4 separate regions of the Homo sapiens genome follow, and all the other regions are linked to region 2. Evidence: chromatin loops called from intact Hi-C (ENCODE). Cell type or tissue: gastrocnemius medialis. All regions are shown on one strand.

Region 1 (5,000 bases), 75 kb after region 2:
TTCTTCCTGCTTTCCAGAGGCATTGAAATTGTTCCCATTTTGCAGATGAGGAAAGGGGTGCTCAGAGAGGTTGCACATCTGGCCTGAGGGCACATACCACAAAGTGGTGGTGCCTGAATTCCAACCTCAGTTGGTCCTGGTGAGGGAAGGCCAGGTTCAGCCCACTTGCGCTCTTCTCCTGGGGTCAGGAAACATTTAGTTCAGAGGAAGAGGATCACTTCTAGCACAAGAGTGGGTTTTTTGTTTGGTTGTTTGTTTGTTTGTTTTGAGATGGAGTCTTGTTCTGTTGCCCAGGCTGGAGTGCAGTGGCACCATCTTGGCTCACTGCAACTTCCGCTTCCCGGGTTCAAGTAATTCTCTTGCCTCAGCCTCCTGAGTAGCTGGGATTACAGGCACCTGCCATCACGCCAGCTAATTTTTGTATGTTTAGTAGAGATGAGGTTTCACCATGTTGGCCAGGCTGGTCTCGAACCCCTAACCTCAGGTGATCCTCCCGCCTTGGCCTCCCAAAGTGCTAGGATTACAGGTGTGAGCCACTGTGCCCAGCCAGTGGGTTTAAAACTTAGTAGAAATCAAGAGATAGAAGAACCTGAGGACCTGAGGGTGAGCGAAGTGAGGATAGTCACCCTAATGCCTCAGCCCTATATCCATCTCTTCATGGCTGTCCCTGTGCCGTGAGTTCATATTTGCCCCTCCTCAAGCTCTGCGTCCAGTGCCTTAGACATAGACTGCACTATAGGCTGCTCAATCTTCTTGCTCACCATAGGGCCGTGTGCGTGGTGACCAGAACAGAAGCCCCAGTAACAGCAGATGGACCCGCAAGGAGCACTACCAGGAATGGCATCTGGAAGCAGCAGTTTCCTAGGCTGGCAGGCCCACGTCCAGGGTTCCGGTACCCTCTGCCAGTCGAGTTTGTCTTCTCCACCGTCCTTGCTATCAGTCTCTAGCTTTCATTTTCCCCTTCTTGGTGGTATTTTCGTCTGGGCAGAGTTCATTGCAACCTCTTTAGAAGCTCTCTTCACTATCAATCTGCAGGACCACTGTCTCTTCCTGGGCTATCCTGGGTCACTCCAGGTCCTCCACTAACATGTCTGTAGGATCCACTGGGATTCTGGTTTGGGACCTCATTCGTAGTACCCACTGAAAGTGCCAGTATACAGCCAAAAGTGTCCATAGTAGGTATAATCATCTAAGTGGCTGTATTAAGGTAATGTTCATGGACGTTCATTTGACCCATTACACGGATATAGAAATAGACTTAGATGGGCTGAATAATGAACAAAAGGGCACATGGCATCTTGAGTCAATACAAGCGTCTCACTGTCTCTAGGGTCCTGTGTAACATATCCCCATCTCCACCAAGGGCCCGGCTATGTGTTCACTAGATACATGAATGAATAGTTTTCTTTTCTATCCTCCTGCATTCTCCCAGCAAGAGTCAATTTTATCAATATCAAGAGCATTACCAAGCAATGTTTAAAGAGTACTTACTCCAGGCCGAGCACGGTGGCTCAGGCCTGTAATCCCAGCACTTTGGGAGGCCACGGTGGGTGGTTCACAAGGTCAGGAGATCGAGACCATCTTGGCTAACATGGTGAAACTCTGTCTCTGCTAAAATACAAAAAAATTAGCCGGGCGTGGTGGTGGGCGCCTGTAGTCCCAGCTACTTGGGAGGCTGAGGCAGGAGAATGGTGTGAACCCGGGAAGCAGATCTTGCAGTGAGCTGCGCCACTGCACTCCAGCCTGGGCGACAGAGTGAGACTCAAAATAGAAAAAAAAAAAAAAAAAAAAAAAAGACTACTTACTCCACTGCCAGGCATTATAAATGGGAACTCATGGAATTATAGATAGTAAGGAAAAAAATGTTCAATTTTACACCGCAGCATTTTGCCTCTAAGAGAGGTGAGCTTTTAACAAATAACTCAAATGCATTTTTATTGTGGTTGCTCATGAATGGGAAAAGGATATTTTGAAAAGAAGAAAAATACAGACAGATTATTATACATGCTAAAAGTTCACAAGGAAAAGAGGCAGTTCCTACAAACTCCCAGAAAAGCGACTTAATGCTGTTTGCAGTATGTGCCAAAATATTTAACATTGAGCCAGACTAGGACGGGCACTCTTCCCTTCTTAGTCTCAAGTTTTACATAGTGACCTGTGCAGTAGTTACATCATTATTCCCTGGTTTCTGGATACTCTAATTTTGGAGCCACTACCACCTCATATTCATTCAAAAGAAATTACATGCTTAGCTCTTAAGTGCCTCAGCCTGGTGAGTCAGCAAATAAAACAAGGGTTTTTGAAAACACACCCAGGGTCAGTTGGGCCAAGACATTACGTAACTGCACTTAAAATACAGCCTAGGCAGCCAAGAGGTCAGGGCTCTTCTCATATTTGATAAACTTGACATGCAGAATAATTTCTCTTTGCCCCAAAGATGAGGTGGCCTGGTGCCTTTCTTACATGTTGCTTTAAATAATAATAATAATAATGAATAAAGAGCCGTGAATCAGAACAGTCAAAGAATTTCTAAGCTGAACGGTGCTTTAGGATGAAAGCTGAGTCCTGTTCAGGGATAGGAAAGTAACTGCAAACCTTTCCAAGTGAAAGAAAATTGTTTCTCTTGATTCTTCTTTTTTTTTTTTTCCCAAGAGAACCTTTATTCTTCCCACCAAATCCCAGGACAAAACCTTTTTCCAACCTAGGTGAATACAAACACATATATGACAGACATTTTTCCAATTAGTCCAGAGTGGGTTTGTTTTGTTTTCTTGACTAAAATGAGAAAGCCTCAGGCTGGGTGCGGTGGCTCACGCCTATAATCCCAGCACTTTGGGAGGCTGAGGCAGGTGGATCACTTGAGGCCAGGAGTTTGAGACCAGCCTGGCCAACAGGGTGAGACCCTGTGTCTACTAAAAACACAAAAATCAGCTGGGCGTGGTGGCTGGTGCCTATAATCCCAGCTACTCAGGAGGCTAAGGGATGAGAATTACTCAAACCCGGGAGGCGGAGGTTGCAGTGAGCCAAGATCATGCCCCCGCACTCCAGCCTGGGCAACAGAGCAAGACTCTGTCTCAAAAAAAAAAAAAAAAAAAAAAAAAAAAGCCTCAGATAAAAATAACCAGAGTGAGGAGGAAGGGAGACCTCAGACATCTCTCTAGTTTACACAGACCTCACCTATGATAGCCCCCAGCTCAGCGTCAACCATGTCCTGGGCACCCGCTTCAGTGGGTTATCTGAACATTGGCCTCCACGGTTGGATAACCCAAATGCACTTTCCCATGACGTCTTACACCTCCTTTTTTCAGTCTGGTGACTGTAGTGTGAGCCCCACCTTGTTAGTGGGAAGAGAAGTAACCAAGTGGTGATACACAGTTCACTCTGGCCTTGGAACAGCATGAAATAGGACTGTCCTTGCATTCTCACTTCGAAATGACACAAGAATCCACAAGAATCCACAAGAATATGGGGACTGTGTGAGTCCATGGCAAAGAGCCTGTGCTCTCATAGTCCCAGTCGCCTGCACAAGGGGCCGCACTCCAGGGAGCTCCCAAGGATCGAGGCGAGTGCAGATGGAATCCACACCTTGGTGGAGGAGACCCCACGGTCCACATGCATGGAGGGTGTCTGCTGTGGCTTCACAGTCCTCCCCACAAACACCGTGCTCCTAGTAAACGCTCAAGGAAACATATTTTTTCTGCTTATTTGGAGAAAAGTTTGCTATTCACAGACAAGTGAGTCATATGTTTAGTTCTAGCTAAACCCCAAATCCATTCCCACGTTGACAGGAAGACAAGCCAGAAAAACCAGACCAAGATGATCTTTCAGAATGACCCCCACATTTTTCCCGGATGTTACTGTGGGTCCCCCTACTTCCTACATGGCCCCCAGCAAGTCTAGAGTCCTTACCCTTTTCCAGGGTGCTAAACAGAGCAGCCTCTCCAGCTTGTTCCCTGTTTATTTTTTTAGACAAACTTTTTATTTAAAAATACGTTTATATGTACAGAAAAGTTGTGAAGATAGCACAGAATATATATTCCTCAATTCTTCCCATTATTAACCTTGTACGTTAGTATGGTGTATTTGTCACAATGACGGAACCAGTAGGAATATATTACCTTTACATAAAGTCCATAGTCTATTTGGGTTCCCTCAGTTTCCCCTAATGCCTCTCTTCTGTCCCAGAATCTCAGCCAGAACACCACATTCATAAGTCCTCGAGTCTCCGTAGGCTTGTCTTGGCTGTGGCCATTTCTCAGACTTACCTAGTTTTGTTTGTTGTTTTTGTTTTGTTTTTGTTTTTTTTTTTTTTTTTGAGACGGAGTCTTGCTCTGTTGCCCAGGCTGGAGTGCAGTGGTGCGATCTCGGCTCACTGCAAGCTCTGCCTCCCGGGTTCACGCCATTCTCCTGCCTCAGCCTCTCGAGTAGCTGGGACTACAGGCGCCCGCCAGCACGCCCGGCTAACTTTGTATTTTTAGTGGAGACGGGGTTTCACTGTGTTAGCCAGGATGGTCTGGATCTCCTGACCTCGTGATCCGCCCGCCTCGGCCTCCCAAAGTGCTGGGATTACAGGCGGGAGCCACCGCGCCCGGCCAGACTTTCCTAGTTTTTGATGACGTTGATGGTTTTGAAGAGTCTGGCCAGGAATTGATAGTTTGTTCCTCAATTGGGACTTTTCTGCTGCTTTTCTCATGATCAGACTGAGGTTAGGGGGAGGAAGACAGAGGTAAAGTGTCACTTTCATCCTGTCAGATCAAGGGCACACAGTATCAGTGTGACAGCACTGTCCATGATGACCTTGATCTTACTTGGTGGAGGGAGTGTTTGTCAGGCCTCTCTACCATACAGTTAATTTTTTTTTTTTTCCTTTTCCAGATGGAGTCTCTCTGTGTCACTGAGGCTAGTGTGCAGTGGGGGTGATCTTGGCTCAGTGCAAGCTCTGCCCCCCAGGTTCGAGCAATTCTCCTGGCTCAGCCTCCTGAACAGCTGGGACTACAGGC
Region 2 (5,000 bases):
TGTATTCTAAATTAATCAAATCCCCATTGATAAACATTTAGTGTTGCGGTCAAGGGCACAGACTCTGGAGCCTCAGAGCGTGGCATCATTCCTGGCTGTGCAACTCCCCAGCTGGGTGATGGTCAGCAGAAACCTAGCATCTCTGAGAAGTTTCCTCATGTATTAAATGGAGGTGCGGTTGTCCCTCGGTATGCGTGGGGAATTGGTTCCAGGAGCCCCATACCAAAATCCACAGATGCTCAAGTTCCTTATATAAAATGGTGTGATATTTGTATATAACCTGCACACATCCTCCTGTACACTTTAAATCTCTCTGGATTACTTATAATACCCCATACAATGCCAACACTTCATTTCATTCTTGTGGATTCAATGTAGTAGTAATTGGCGCATGGCAAATTCGGGTTTTGCTTTTTGGAACTTGGCGGAATTTTTTTTTCTGGAATATTTTCCATGCATGGTTGGTTGAATCCACAGATATGGAGGGTTGGCTGTATTAATAATACAGTCCCTGGCCAGGCACGGTGGCTCACGCCTGGAATCCCAGCCCTTTGGGAGACCGCGGCGGGTGGATCATGAGGTCAGGAGTTCGAGACCAGCCTGGCCAATATGGCGAAACCCTGTCTCTACTAATAATACAAAAAATTAACCGGGCGTGGTGGCGCACATCTGTAGTCCCAGCTACTCGGGAGGCTGAATCAGGAGAATCGCTTGAACTCGGGAGGCAGAGGTTGCAGTGAGCTGAGATGGCGCCACTGCACTCCAGCCTGGGCGACAGAAAATAAAAATAAAAAATAATACAGTTCCCGCAGCATAGGGATGTTGTGAGTAGCTATTTGTAAAATGTTTAGAACAGTTTCTAGCACTTAGTAAATGCTCAGTTAAGGCCAACTACTGTTACTGTTAAGCAGGACTGTGGCCATCCTCTGTGCTTAGAAGGTCTGTCTTTGTGCACCCTTCCCAGCACCTACTTAGGATAAACACCGAGAAGTGGAATGAAATCGTCAAACAATGCACTTATTTTAAATCCTGATCAATATCATCCAATTGCCCTCCAGAAATGCACCAGCCGCTGGTGGGCAGGAGGACGCTGTGGCCGGCAGGAGGCTGCAGAGGGGACAGCCCCTGCCTCCTAACTGGAGCACCGGGGACCCTCACCAGCCATCCACACCGCCAGCGAGGTTTCCTGACTTGCCTAGCCTTCCGGGTGGCATTTTGGAATATAAAGCAGGAGGAAAATTAGCAGCAAGTCAGATTCTCTCACTTTGATTTCTAGAAGGAAAGCTAGAGTTGAGGCCGTGTTCGAAAATATAGGTCAGATCTCGGTTTCTGTGGTTACCAAACACTGTCAGCCACCAGTGACTCCCTCCCTCGGGGGCGATGCCAGGGTTCCGAGGCTGGGCAGTCGGGCCTGGCCCCCGCCGGGGTCCCCGGTCGGCTGCCCCGCGAGCCTGGAGGGTCTGCACCGGGGCGAGGGCCCGCGGGCACCCCGCCCTTCACTTCTTCTCGGGGGAGGGGCCGGAGGGCTTGGCGGAGCTGCCGACGGGGTCCGGGGTCGCGCCGATCCCGCCTGGCTCCCCGCGCCTGGGGCTGCAGGGTGGGCACGGGCCGGGCCCGCGGGAGGAGGGGGAGGCCGGGCGCCGCGGGAACAATGTGCTCGGTTGTTGCCGACTGTCAGCCTCGTTCCCGGATCCTCCTTTCCACGCCCCTTGGCCTAACTGCCGCGGGCCTGGCGCGCAGAGGGAAGAGCCCCCTTATTTGGTCTTGGAAAGAAAAGGGAAAGGTTATCCTCGGATGCCTGCGGCGTTGGGTCATCAGCCCGCCGCGGCCGGCGCGCACGCGGGAGCAGCTCCGACTCCCGCCGGCAGGGGGCGGCGCCGGGCAGCGCCGGGGAGCGGCCGCTGGAAAACAGGCGCGTAGGTTCCGCCGCGGCCGGCGCGGATCCGCTCTTGAGCGTGGGGAGGGGGTGGGGGTGGGGGTGGGGGCGGAGGGAGGGCGGGGGAGGGGGCGGCGTCACGGGCAGGGAAGAAGAGAGAAAAGAAAAAAACAAAACCTTTTTATGGCCAGTCAAGCTTCCAAAATTGGAAAACCGTTTCAGTTCGAGGCTGTGACTTTGCCATGTCGATTTCATGTGAAGCATCTGGGAGTGCGCGGAGTGGGGGAGAATAGCGGGGGGTGCGGGGTGCGGTAATCAGTGTTAAGATAAGCCGTGCCATTGGGGTGAAAGTTACTAAGATAATTGAAAAGGTACAGTTTGGGGATCGGTGTCGGCTCGGGTACTTTGCTCCCCACCCCCTTCCCTCTCTTCCCCACTCCTCCCTCCGCCCCTGCTTTTCCAGCCTCTCAGGTGAGCCTGGTGATGTGTAGCGGAGTCTCGCTCTGACCCCCAGGCTGGAGTGCGGTGGTGCGATCTCGGCTCACTGCAACCTCCGCCTCCCGGGTTCAACCGATTAGCCTCCCGAGTGGCCGGGACTACAGGCACGCGCCACCACGCCCAGCTCATTTTTGTATTTTTCGTAGAGACGGGGTTTCCCATGTTGGCTAGGATGGTCTCCATCTCTTGACCTCGTGATCCTCCCGCCTAGGCCTCCCAAAGTGCTGGGATTATGTTTCTAGCCACGTGCAGGCTGAGCCTTGCCCAACCTTCTTATTATCCTGGGCAGCTCAAAAAGGCGAAGGTGACCAAGCTGGGATTCGAACCGCGTCCTTCACGCTTCAGCGCCAAGGCTTGTTCCACGGTTAAGAGCACATTACCTCGCCAATGACTCCTCCAAATAAAGCTTGTGTAATATGTGTCATTCTTCTAAAACCTTTAAAAAAGAATCAAAACAGTAACTGGTTTGACTTTTTCAGCAGAAGGAAGCAAAAGGGCGTCAGCACCTGGAGGTGACTCTAGTGGGGAACCTGCGCCCCAGAGGTGGGAAGGAAGCCAGGGGGCATTCGTTTCGCCTCAACTGCCCCAGGGGTTCTTGTCCATCTCCAGAGAGGCTCTTGGGTAGCATCCTGCCATGGTACTTGTTACCGCACAGAGCCTTCCAAAGAGGGGCCTGGCAGGCGGGGAAGCTGTTGCTAACTTCTATTTTCTATTTTAGGCAAGTTGCAAGCAGCCCTTGTGTTTGCCTGCAGGTCTCACACGGTCCTCCGCCCCTTCTCATTGTTCCAGCTGCTTCCTGAGGTGGTTACTAATAATTGTCACTCATAAGACCTGCCTCGGGTTTCTTCATCTGGAAGGAAATTAATTTTCCAAGTCACACAATTACAGACAACTTTTAAAAGAGTCACTGAGACAGTTTCATGCTTACCTTAGATTAGATGGTTCCAGTTTATTCTTTTTTAAAAAAGAAAATTTGTGTGAACAAAATTAAATCCAAGAAACATGGTTTTTCTCTAGCTCTTTTTTTTTTGTGTGCGTGTGAAATAGTTAAAAAAAAAAAAAAAGAAAAAGAATAAAGAAAAGAAACTGCTTCTACCAGTTTTGGGGGGTTTCCAGGTTTCCAGACATTTACTTAGCTTGATACATAGTATATTTCTGTGGGAAAAGGACAGCGAGAATATCTTGTAGCTTTTACTTTCCAGCATTGTTGTACTGGTTACAGTCAACTCCACAGTATGAACCAGTTGATCAGCTCCAGTAAGGCCTCCTATCCCCTAGTGGAAAAACCCAGGCCTTTCCCACCGCTCTCGTGTCTTGCTCAGGACTGCACCTTTTGTTGCTGGTCCCTTGCTTGGCACTTCCTAGCTGACAGGCCAGGAGGTAGGCTCACTCTCCTTGGTGCTGATCCCAGGCACCAGCTTCCATGAGAACCAGCAGTCACTTCCAGTTGGGGGCAACCCCATCCGGGTTTGCCCTGACATCCCAGAGCCCAGGTCCCCATCCCAGGAGCCAGTAAGAGTCCTTAGCAGGATCAGGAATGTAGCAGCATGGCTGCTGCCTTTTCCCTTCCAGATGCTCTGGCAGGCTGGAGCCCGGGGGTCCCTAACGCCTGCCTTGGCTCTTCACTTCTTCCTGAGGTTCTCCTCACCATGAAACTACTCCCAAATGGAGATATGGTTCCATTCCATTGCCTGGATTCTGCTCTCCATTTATGCCTTGAGGCAGATGGAGCCAAAGGAATGTCACACTGTCCCACCATCATCTCAGGGACTGCCCTGTTTGGAGGGGCAGTGGTGCCCAGCAATGGAGCAAAGTCATAGGGAACAGAGCTGCACAGCCTTGGTCACACTCCTTAAAATCTTTGTGCTCCCACTGTTGTGAGAATTTAATGATATCTTCATATGCGAAGGACTTAACACAGTACCTGCCCCCTGAGGAGCACAGGAGGGCATACCTCCCAGGGCAGTTCAGAGGGTTACATGAAATAATGCCTGTAAAGCCCTTAGCACAGGGCCTAGCACTTAAGAGAGGGCTCAGTCATGTGGCCAGTAGTATAATCAGCCACTTCTTTTGATGGGTCAGCTATATGCTACAAACTAAGGCTCTTTACATATACATTTGAATCTTTATGGAAACCTAGAATGTAGACAAAATTATTGCATATACAAGGAACTCAGAATCAGGCTAAGTAAATTATCCAATGTCACACCGTTAGTATACAGCAGGGCCAGGATCCATCTGGCTCCGAAGTGTGTGGCTTTGCAGTTACGGGCAACCTAGGAAGAAAGAATAAATACACAGTCCTGTAAAGTGAGCTGCAGGGTCTTCATGGAGAGGAATTAAAACTGACTCCTCAGTGTGAATAACTGGCAGTTAGCCATGTGTCTTTGAACCAGATGTAGAAGCCAGTGACAGAAGGCTAATTACACATGTGGATATAATGTCAGTGGACGGCAGCTACCTTTGGGTCGCCTAACTATTGTCTTCTTAAATCCACGGCAGCCCTTTTAAGCCCAGGCTTGTCAGGACTCTTTCTGTTTTCTGGAAAAGACAGACATCCAACCCAGATTGATTTAAGCAAAAAAGAAGTTTAATTGGCTCATGAAACTGATAATGGAAAGGTCCA
Region 3 (5,000 bases), 260 kb after region 2:
GCTTTGAGAAGTAAGCTTCAATTACCTGGGAAATCAACTCAAGCAAAAAACTCTTTCAATGATGCTAGACAAATAAAATGCACAGGTAGATGTTTGCACGTCCACAGAAATTGCAGCCACAATCAGATGCATTCTTCAGATGTGAATTCGTGCATACAAGCAACCCCTGTCTTTCGCAGAGTTAAGTTCAAATCCTGTACACACTTTGTTCCACAAAATTGCTGTTGGCTTGCATCTCTTTTGTCACCTTTCTCCATCCTTAAGTCCTCCAAGGTTCTCTCAGGGCCAAGACTGTAGGGTTCAATGACCTTCCCTGGTCAGCTGTAAAACTAGGGCTAGCACCTTCAGAATCCGCCAGCCACACCCTGCTCCAGCTCACCACCATGAGTTTTCTCTCATCAGCCTCCAAAGTCCAAGCCATCGCTACATCTCAGAGATGACGTACAACATGTGCCTTTATTTTATACTCTCAAGATGCTGGATATAGTAGTTATTATCCAGAAAGAATGACTTCACAATCAGGATCCGAGACTGGCTATAAACAGTGATCGAATCCTCAACTCATTCCCTCTCGCACCTACAGGAAGGTATTAACAACTGATCCTCCCTTTCATTTTTAGAGTAACAAACCCAGCTTGTACTACCCATGCCTACAACAGCCCAGATGTGGCACTCAAGGTTGAAAAGGGGCCACAACTTGGTAACGGGACACACATGACCCCATGCAGGAGAACAGCCAGGGCCATGAGGAAAGGGACTTTGGTGCACAATGGCAGGTACCTATGCCCTTGCTGGGACATGGGGCATCAGGGTCATTACCAGATGGGTTTACAAAACACCAAAACACGGACAGCAAAAGTAAGATGCTCAGTCCATTGGCTTGCAGTGTTTCAGAGTCCCTGCTTGCTGCTAGCCACGGGGATGGGGGCTGGGAGTCATCCTGTTTAAAAGCTGCAGTGAAAACCCAGTGTGGTCGTCTCTGTTCTCAATGTCTACCTTGGAAGAGGGAGTTCTTAACCTCTGTGGCAGAGCAACCTGAAAACAGAATTATACTCCATACACATAGCTACAATGCCTCATGCAGAATGCTCTTCCCAAAACCGTGCTCAAGGATACAAACCCAGGCTGTCCAATTTGGGGAAATCATTGTTTGAGGGTGGCACAGACAAGCAGTCGGCTTGGGGTTTGCTCCCTGTGCACAGCTCGATCATCAAGGAAAGGCCTCTTCCGGGCCTCAAAGCTCCCTTTGTGAGGAATGAGGCCCACTGTCGAGGCTCACACAGGCAGCTGTAACCAGGCTGCCCCTCTCTCTGGGTGTTTGTTTTGATAGAGGTTCATTTATGCCAGAGACAATGCCCGCTCTCTTTGTTCTGCCCCCAGCAGGAAGCAGTGCAGGGAGGGGGACCAGCATTGTCACACAGCTTCCAATTCAGGTTTTGGTGGCCACAACAATGGGGCCTCAAGGGCCACAAATAAAGAGCCGCTCACGGGGAGCAGGGCAGAGAGACTGGCACATGTGGACCCCAGCACACCCCAGGTAGAAGTCACCTCCTAACAAGTGCTCAGGCTCACTATCAAGGGCTTTGAGGGCTCTGAGGTTGGGGAGAGGGAGGCCACCTCCTCTTCTCTTAAGTGGTGCTGGGAGGGAGAAGTAAGCAAGGTCCCCGGGGATGACAAAGCCTTCCTACCTCTCCTACCATTTATCCCAACTAAAGGAGCAAACACTCAAAAAAGCAAGCAAAAAGAATGCACACACATGCTTCGTGTTCTAACTTACCAACAGTTGCACAAGGAAGAAAAAAAGTCTAATCTGAATTGCCAAAAATGAACAATATCCTTTAAAATGAAGCCTGGGCTAGATGGCTGCAAGTGAATGAAATGTATTACCCAACTGCTGCTGTAACACAAGCCCTCTCCTCCCCCTTCTGGGCCTCATTCATAAAAAGCCTGCTTCGCCCCAGCAGCTGCAGGAACTGGGACTGGATTTGTGTTTTGTGCCGGTGTTTTCCAAGACAGAGGGAAACAATTGAAACAGACAATCGCTCAGATACCAACACCAAGTTCGCCTCCCCTTGAGAAGTTTGCTGCAGTCTCCTGGTCTAATCCAAATAGGTGGAGGGAGGGCTGGGAGGGCATCCTGCAGAGCTGTTCAGTGGCGGTTCTAACGCTAACACCCAGCGTGTTATTAAAGGAATTCCCATCTGCTGAGTCACACTCCGTATCTTTCACTCCCTGACATTTTATTTTTTTTTAATCAAAGGTTGTTCTTTGTTGGTAAAACGGGGGTTGCCAAGTTAATTAAAGATTGCCAAATTGGGGTAGAGATAGCAACACAACTCCCAAAGAGGTAATTTTTTCATTGTCCACTTTTAAATGGATATTACCATCTACAGACTTTATGCAGCCTGCTAGAAATCTTATGAGATAAGGAACAACTTCAATTCTTAATATATTTTTCTAATTTATGAATAAACCAACAACCAACATGCTTCATCCAGGCAGGATGAAGCACTGTCTCCCTCGCCCACACCCTTTTCCACAGCTGCCCTCCCAGCCCAGCATCTTTTATCACCTAGAAGGGCCAAGGAGGCTGGTTTGTGCAACTCAACAAGCTCTGTAAAACACCAAGTCCCTAGAAATCTCAGAAATCACCATGAGAAACGAGAGGCTACCAAACTTTTTAGACTCAGCAGCCTTCTTCAAAGCAGGGCCCAAATACAAGAGCATGTTCTAATTTACCAGGAATGGTTTTAATACAAGAATTACATAAGAACAGAGTGCAGGAAAGGAAGGGAGAAATAAAACCATTCTTGTTGCCCTAATACCAGAGCAGTCTTCCGGTGAATTGATACATAAATTCTCTCCAGAGACAAGATAATCCAAGCTATTAACTGTTCCCCTCTCAACTCTTGCAAAACACAAGGCTTCGAAACCTTGAAGGGGGGCAGGTGGAGGGGAAAGCCTGCTATATATTTCTAGAAAATACCAAATTTAACACCACGATCCCAGCCTGCTCATCACTGCTGGGGATCAGCCATTCTGGGAAGGTAACAGCAGCCCTCAGCACTCCCCTCCGCTAAGTAAACACTCCTTTCTACCACACTCGGTCCCCCATGCCGGCCGCCTCCCACCTCTGCCTGTGGACTGACAGCCGAGGAAACAAGAAAACAAGCTGGAGATACCAAATGAATCTTGCGAAATACATGGTCTGTGATTAAATCACAATAACTCTAACCTCCTCAAAGGCAAACATATCAAGATAGCAAGCTGAGAGCAAAATAAGCAAGTCTTAACAGAAATTATGCCAAGCTTTATAAAGGGATTACCCACACCTCCTAGAGGCTGTGCAGCCTGGAATCCAGGGTGGTTTGGGTTTTTTTTTTTTTAAACTTACTGCAGCCCTTCTAGCTATCCAATGAAAGCTCTTACAAAGAAACCTTCAGGTCTGCAGTTCTCTGTGGGTTTTCTATGAATATGAACGTACTTTACGGGTGGAGAAAACATATCCATGATCATGTTTGAGGGGCTCACGAAAGGGGGAGGCACATGAATTATACCATGAATACAGATATAATGAATACAGATTTAGTGAGATTTTAATACCTCAATATTCTCTGGTCCCACTCTTAAACATCGCCCTTCAACCATCAAAACATCTTAAATCCTGGGGTAGGGGCATAGTTACCCAAAGTTGTGGTACCTTCCCTAAAGAAAACTGAAATACATACCAGGACACACATAATTCTGTCAAGTTTGTCCCTAACTGTGTGATCTTGGACAAGTTAGCTAACCTCTCTGTGCCTCAGTTTCTTCATTTATAACATGGCTCTAATAGCAGAACGAACCCTTGAGAGGCTGTTGCAACAGCTGGTACACAGTAAGTGCTCAATAAATATTCGTTGCTGTTATTAACATTGTCCCTATGCCATCTCACCCCCCATATAAGCTCTCTGCTAACTTTCCAACACAGAGAACAAAATCCAAATTCTTCACCATGGCTCCAGGGCCCATGTGATCTAATAGCCCTCTCTGCCTGTCACTCACCAGGCTCCAGCCACCCAACCTCATCTCATCCTCCTCACTGGACATCCCACGTGCATCCTGTGTGCACCAGACAGTCTTGCTGGTGCTTCCAGACTCTGACTACTTCTCTCCACTGACCATCTCCACCATCCTGGTCTAAGGTTCATCTTCTCTGCCCTACACTGGGGCAACAGCCTACTCCTACTGGTCTCTCTACTTCTGTCCTTGCCCTTACAGTCTCTCTTAACGCAGCTGCCAGCATGGTCCTGTTAACGTACACACCAGCTCCAAACTCTGCCATCTCCTTTCAGAGTCAAAGCCGAAGTCCTCACCGTGGCCTCCAGGGCCCTACATAACTGACTCAGTTTACCCCATCCCCCACCAAGATGCACCAAGCTCTCCAAGCTCCTCGCCTTTCCCTTCCCTTTCCTTTAGGTCTTCGTCCAAATGTCACCTCTCTAGAGACCTTCTCTGAATACCCTACGTAAAAAGGTACCCGGATACCTGCCTGGCACCACGTACCCTGTACCCCACACCTAACATGTGACCCAGCCCTCCCATCCCCTTCCCTACTTTAATAAAAGCTCCACAGAGGCAGAGGCCTCATTTTGTCCACTTCTATAACCCTGACACCAGGAACAGTGCCTGGCACACAGCAGGTGCTCAATAATATTTGTGGAGCGAATAATCGATGCCATCATGGAGATCTTTCCCTCGCTGGGGCCTACCACCTCATGTTCCTCTCCACGTCTTCTCATGGCTGATTCACAGTGGCAGGGCAAATGTCCCCTCTTCAGAAAGGCCTTCTATGAGAATCCAACTTAAAAGTCTCCATCACAATCAGTGAGTCTGTATTTTTTTCATAGCACTTACCACTGTCTGACATTATTTTCTGTCTACTTGTTTGTTGTCTGTTTCTACCACTAGAATGTTTCCATTTGTTTTCCATTTGGAGAATGGAGTTGGCTTTGTCTCTG
Region 4 (5,000 bases), 51 kb after region 2:
GGTTCACTAAGAGGGTCGCACCTTGCCCTCTTAATCCTAGAGTCAAATCTGATTACAAACATTTTCCTCTCGGGAATCCCGCTTGTAAGGAAGATCACTGTGCTCTCTGTTAAATAAAACAGCTCCATTTAGTTGCCTTATTCGTTCTCAGGCTTACTGTATTTCATCAGCCTAAAGACTGTGTTTGACATCAATTATTAGAGACCATTTGTTTTTACAATGGAAAAAGAAATAAAAGTGCAGATGTTGAACCTCAAAATCCATACTTCTCAGAGCTATTTTCATTCCAGAAAGTAGGAATGTGCTGGGGGGTTCTTGTGTGGGGAGAGGGGAGGTGAATGAATACAAAAATAGACATATCACTGTGACTAAGTAAAATATTTTGTGTTGTTTTTTCTATTAATTTCAAAATTAGAGAAAACTTTAGAACAGAAAAAAATAAGTGAATTATGGGAAAGTGAAAACTGCAGGACACATTCCAGTTTAGTTAAAATAATAGCTCCTGTCAAATCAAAAAAAAAATGATGAAAATTTCAGCTTTGTTATCAGAAAAGTAGTATGGTTAAAGATGGGCAGTCTTTGCACTTAAGGAGTCTCCTTAAACACAAGTTCCCATTCCCAGACCTCATAGGTGAATGTTGATAGCAGAGTTGGACCCTAGCAGCAACCAACTTTACAAATGTGGGCATTTCTGGACGGGCGCGGTGGCTCACGCCTGTAATCACAGCACTTTGGGAGGCCGAGGCAGGTGGATCACGAGGTCAGGAGTTCAAGACCAGCCTGGCCAAGATGGTCAAACTCTGTCTCTACTAAAAATACAAAAAATAGCCAGGGCTGGTGGCAGGTGCCTGTAATCCCAGCTACTCCGGAGGCTGAGGGAGAGAACTGCTTGAACCTGGGAGGCGGAGGCTGCAGTGAGCCGAGATCGCGCCACTGCACTCCAGCCTGGGCAACAGAGCGAGACTACATCTGAAAAAAAAAAAAAAAGAAGAAGTGGGCATTTCTTAATGGTCCAATCTCTTCCTTTAACTGTGCAGAGGAAGCCAAGCCCCCACTGAGAGGTGACAACATGCTGGTAGGCCTCGCAGCCGTCACTCACTCTCGGCTCCTCTGCCTGGGCTCCCACTTTAACGGCACTTGAGGAGCCCTTCAGCCCGCCGCTGCACTGTGGGAGCCCCTTCCTGGGCTGGCCAAAGCCAGAGCCGGCTCCCTCAGCTTGCGGGGAGGTGTGGAGGGAGAGACGCGGGCGGGAACCGGGGCTGCACGCCGCGCTTGCGCGCCAGTGCGAGTTCCGGGTGGGCGTGGGCTCGGCGGGCCCCGCACTCCAAGCAGCCAGCCCGCCCCGCCGGCCACGGGCAGTGAGGGGCTTAGCACCTGGGCCAGCAGCTGTTAGTGCTCGACTTCTCGCGGGGCCTTAGCTGCCTCCGTGCGGGGCATGGCTCGGGACCTGCAGCCCGCCATACCTGAGCCTCCTCCCCCGCGTCATGGGCTCCTGCGCGGCCTGAGCCTCCCCCACGAGTGCCGCCCCCTGCTCCACAGGACCCAGTCCCATCGACCACCCAACGGCTGAGGAGTGCAGGCGCACTGCACAGGACTGGCAGGCAGCTCCACCTGCGGCCCTGGTGCGGGATCCACTGGGTGAAGCCAGCTGGGCTTCTGAGTCTGGAAGGGACTTGGAGAACCTTTATGTTTAACTAAGGGATTGTAAATACACCAATGGGCACTCTGTATCTAGCTCAAGGTTTGTAAACACACCAATCAGCACCCTGTGTCTAGCTCAGGGTTTGTGAATGCACCAATCGACGCTCTGTATCTAGCTACTCTGGTGGGGACTTGGAGAACCTTTGTGTCCACACTCTGTATCTAGCTAATCTAGTGGGGACGTGGAGAACTTTTGTGTCCAGCTCCAGGATTGTAAACGCACCCATCAGCACCCTGTCAAAACGGACCAATCAGCTCTCTGTAAAACAGACCAATCGGCTCTCTGTAAAATGGACCAATCAGCAGGATGTGGGTGGGGCCAGATAAGAGAATAAAAGCAGGCTGCCCCAGGTAGCAGTAGCAACTTGCTGGAGTCGCCTTCTGTGCTGTGGAAGTTTTGTTGTTTTGCTTGTTTGCAATAACCGTTGCTGCTGCTTACTGTTTGGGTCCGCACTGCCTTTATGAGCTGTAACGCTCACCGTGAAGGTCTGCAGCTTCGTTCTTAAAGCCAGCCACATCACGGACCCACCGGGAGAAACGAATAACTCCAAACACGCCACCTTAAGAGCCGTAGCACTCATGATGAAGGTCCGTAGCTTCACTCCTGAAGTCAGCGAGATCACGAATCTGCCAGAAGGAAGAAACTCCGAACACATGCGAGCATCAGAAGAAACAAACTTGGGACACGCTGCCTTTAAAAACTGTAACACTCACCGCCAGGGTCCGCGGCTTCGTTCTTGAAGTCAGTGAGACCAAGAATCCGCCGATTCTGGACACACCATGACGGAACTAGGTAAGTGATAGGAGCTAGGAGAGCTGCTCACCAGAGGAGGTAGAGACCAAGTCTACAAGTGCATCCGGGGTATATTGAGAAACCGGGTAACTTCTGTGAAATGAGGCAAAGTACAAAAATCCTCTGCATCCCACTCATGGCAAGGTGGGCCCAGCTTCTCAGGACAGGGAGTGGGAGACTAGTGGGAGCAAATGGCGCTTCCCACCTGTTGGCAGTGAAGAGGCCTGCAGCCCACACCAGGAGCTAATTAAAGGGAATTGTTCCTGGTTCAGAATCCCAGAAAGCCACCAAGGGGGGTCTAATCCGCGGGGGTGATCCCAATTAAAAGGGAGCGCTTTATATCAGGAGGACAATTCAGCAGATGGAGCCACGTGGTCCTGCTGTCACACTGAGCTCTCTAGAGGCCGCAGGGTGCTTGAGAGGCTCTGCCTGCTTCCCTGAAGGGAGCTTCTCCTCCCCAGACCTAGATGGGGACAGAGAATCATGGGTCTTCTTCCTCTTAATATACAGCTTCAGGAAAAAAGTATTTTCAGTTTAAAAAAAAGTTTAAGAATATTTTTAGAGACAGGGTCTCACTCTGTCACCCAGGGTGGAGTGCAGAGGTGCAGTTACGACTGACGGCTCAAGTGATCCTCCCGCTTCAGCCTCCCTGAGAAGCCAGGACTATGGGCATATACCACGTTTTGAAAAAAATAATTGATGCAGTCTTGCCACGTTGCCCAGGTTGATCTTGAACTCCTGGCCTCAGGCTATCCTCCTACCTTGGCCTCTCAAAATGCTGAAATTAAAGGCGTGAGCCAGTGCACCTGGCCAAAAGTTTGTTTTGTTTTTAAATAGAATTCTCCGAAAGATCAAGATATTGGAAAACAGCTTTTTCGATAGAGGAAATAGCCTCAAATGTTAGCCTTTTTCAGTTATTCTGACACATTAAAAAGAGGACTGTCTGCAGAGCCAGGTGGCATGCCACGGCTGTGGCTCACTGTCAGTGGCATGTTTAAGGAGTCCAGCACAGTGTCAAGAAAGCACTTTTCGCAGGTAGAACGCAGGGTGGTGAGCACAGAGCTAGCAAGCTTGCACAGACGCTAGCTAGGTGGCAAGCCTCTGTTCCTCAGGGCTGATGAAGCTGGGGACAGTGCCTGGGGCACAGAAAGAATCCATACAGGATCCGGTGCTGCGATCCTCGTTTCTCAAAACAGGAAACCTGAGCACAGAGGTTAACTTCCCTGAGGACCCACAGCTCCTAGGCAGCGGTGCTTGCAATCAATATTTTAAAGGCAGGCGCCATAAGATTCATCTATGGTTTTCTCTCTTTTTTTTCTGCTCACATCTCACATATTTTGTGGAATTAGTTTTCAGAGCAATCAAATTTTACCAAATCATAATGGCCAAACACAATGAGGGGCTCTGGCAGGGATTACTAAAGAGGAAAAAATAAGATCTAAGTAAACGACTTGTAGGGTAGCCCACAGTTCCTAGGACAGTACCTCTTTGAGCACCATGTGGTGTTCCGTCCCAGACATCCTTCTGTCCCAGGCAAACCGGGACAGCTGGTAGCCAAACCCTTAGCTCACCTTTGAACCATCCTGAACAACAAAGTGACCCAGACTCAAATGTCCAGAAAGTCCCTGCTGGCGCTCCAACCCGCTGTCCTGAGCTGGATCGTTCTGCTTTCAAGGGGCATTGCTTTATCACCCTCCCCTAGATCCTTGGCCTTTCGGGGCCCAGAACGCTACGGACGCCGGGCGGCCAGGAGGGGTTGGGCTCCCGCTCCACCCCGGTCCCCGGCGAGCACGCGGCCAGGCAGAGAAGGTGCCCGGAGCTCAGAGCGCGCAGAGCCCGGCCGCTGGGCCGCTGCCTGAGCCAGGGAGGCGCAGCGCGAGCTCCCACTTCGTCTTCATGGATTCCCAGCCCAGCTGCGTGGTGGTGACTGGTAAGACTACATAATTTTTTTCTCTCCTATTTGTTGCTGCTTTTAGCCTGCCCCTGGAATGCGCACTGGCCTGATCCTGGGTCTTAAATAGTTCCCTGAGGGAAAAAAAGAATGGCAACTGGTGGTGCTAATAATTCCAGATGGAAACGAACTTGCTGCTGTGCCCTATTAATAAACAATCAGGATCACAGGCATTTCTGCTTCTGTGGCTCATTCGCTTCAAGTAACTCTCGAGTGGCGGGCACGAAGGTGCCACTGGTGGCTTAGGCTCAGACCTTGCCTTTCAACCCAGCAGGGAGGAAGCTGAGGCTGGTACCTGTTTTCCCTGAGTGGGGCCCGAGGCACGTGAGGTATCCCTTGGGGGTGCAGGCTCATAGCAAGGAAGAGGGATCTATACGCCCAGAAACCACAGGGCCCTCACAAGGCTTGCAAACCCATCTACAACAGCCACCCGCAAAGGAACACACAGTCCCCACTTCCAGAGTAAGAACTTCCATTTTTCAGGGAGCTGTGAAGCACCCCCCGAGAGCCACTAGCTGGAGACCCTGAGCCCCAGAAGGTCAACTTGGAAGGAAT

The links. A loop is a pair of places that touch in the nucleus more often than their neighbours do. Peaks named below come from ENCODE experiments on the same cell type or tissue, not always from the same donor. Only the 100,000 strongest peaks of a DNase experiment are listed, where the experiment ranks them.
Region 1: it touches region 2 in a loop (4-fold over the local background); 4 of 110 quality-filtered maps call a loop at or near these places.
Region 3: it touches region 2 in a loop (2.9-fold over the local background); 15 of 110 quality-filtered maps call a loop at or near these places.
Region 4: it touches region 2 in a loop (2.3-fold over the local background); 15 of 110 quality-filtered maps call a loop at or near these places.

The regions. Positions count from the first base shown.
Region 1 is chr15:98,980,805-98,985,804 of GRCh38, reverse strand. The region is part of intron 2 of PGPEP1L (pyroglutamyl-peptidase I like); the gene reads left to right. Among named protein-coding and RNA genes, the nearest start is that of PGPEP1L, 24 kb to the left of the region's middle. RefSeq lists an enhancer at 3,679-3,728. In gastrocnemius medialis, no CTCF peak of the experiment used is centred here; DNase peaks (open chromatin) are centred at 2,314 and 3,507; H3K27ac peaks cover 4,582 bases.
Region 2 is chr15:99,055,962-99,060,961 of GRCh38, reverse strand. No RefSeq gene overlaps it. Among named protein-coding and RNA genes, the nearest start is that of LUNAR1, 44 kb to the right of the region's middle. RefSeq lists silencers at 1,586-1,635, 1,746-1,915 and enhancers at 1,933-2,532, 2,533-3,134. In gastrocnemius medialis, no CTCF peak of the experiment used is centred here; DNase peaks (open chromatin) are centred at 1,741, 3,101 and 3,764; H3K4me3 peaks cover 1,509 bases; H3K27ac peaks cover 3,956 bases.
Region 3 is chr15:98,797,754-98,802,753 of GRCh38, reverse strand. The region is part of intron 2 of IGF1R (insulin like growth factor 1 receptor); the gene reads right to left. Among named protein-coding and RNA genes, the nearest start is that of MIR4714, 16 kb to the right of the region's middle. RefSeq lists an enhancer at 2,614-3,309. In gastrocnemius medialis, no CTCF peak of the experiment used is centred here; a DNase peak (open chromatin) is centred at 1,965; H3K4me3 peaks cover 559 bases.
Region 4 is chr15:99,004,853-99,009,852 of GRCh38, reverse strand. It overlaps PGPEP1L (pyroglutamyl-peptidase I like), which reads left to right and starts at 2,061. Exons shown (of 5, transcript NM_001167902.2): 1 at 2,061-2,494; 2 at 4,197-4,424. In gastrocnemius medialis, no CTCF peak of the experiment used is centred here; no DNase peak of the experiment used is centred here; H3K4me3 peaks cover 1,176 bases; H3K27ac peaks cover 1,846 bases.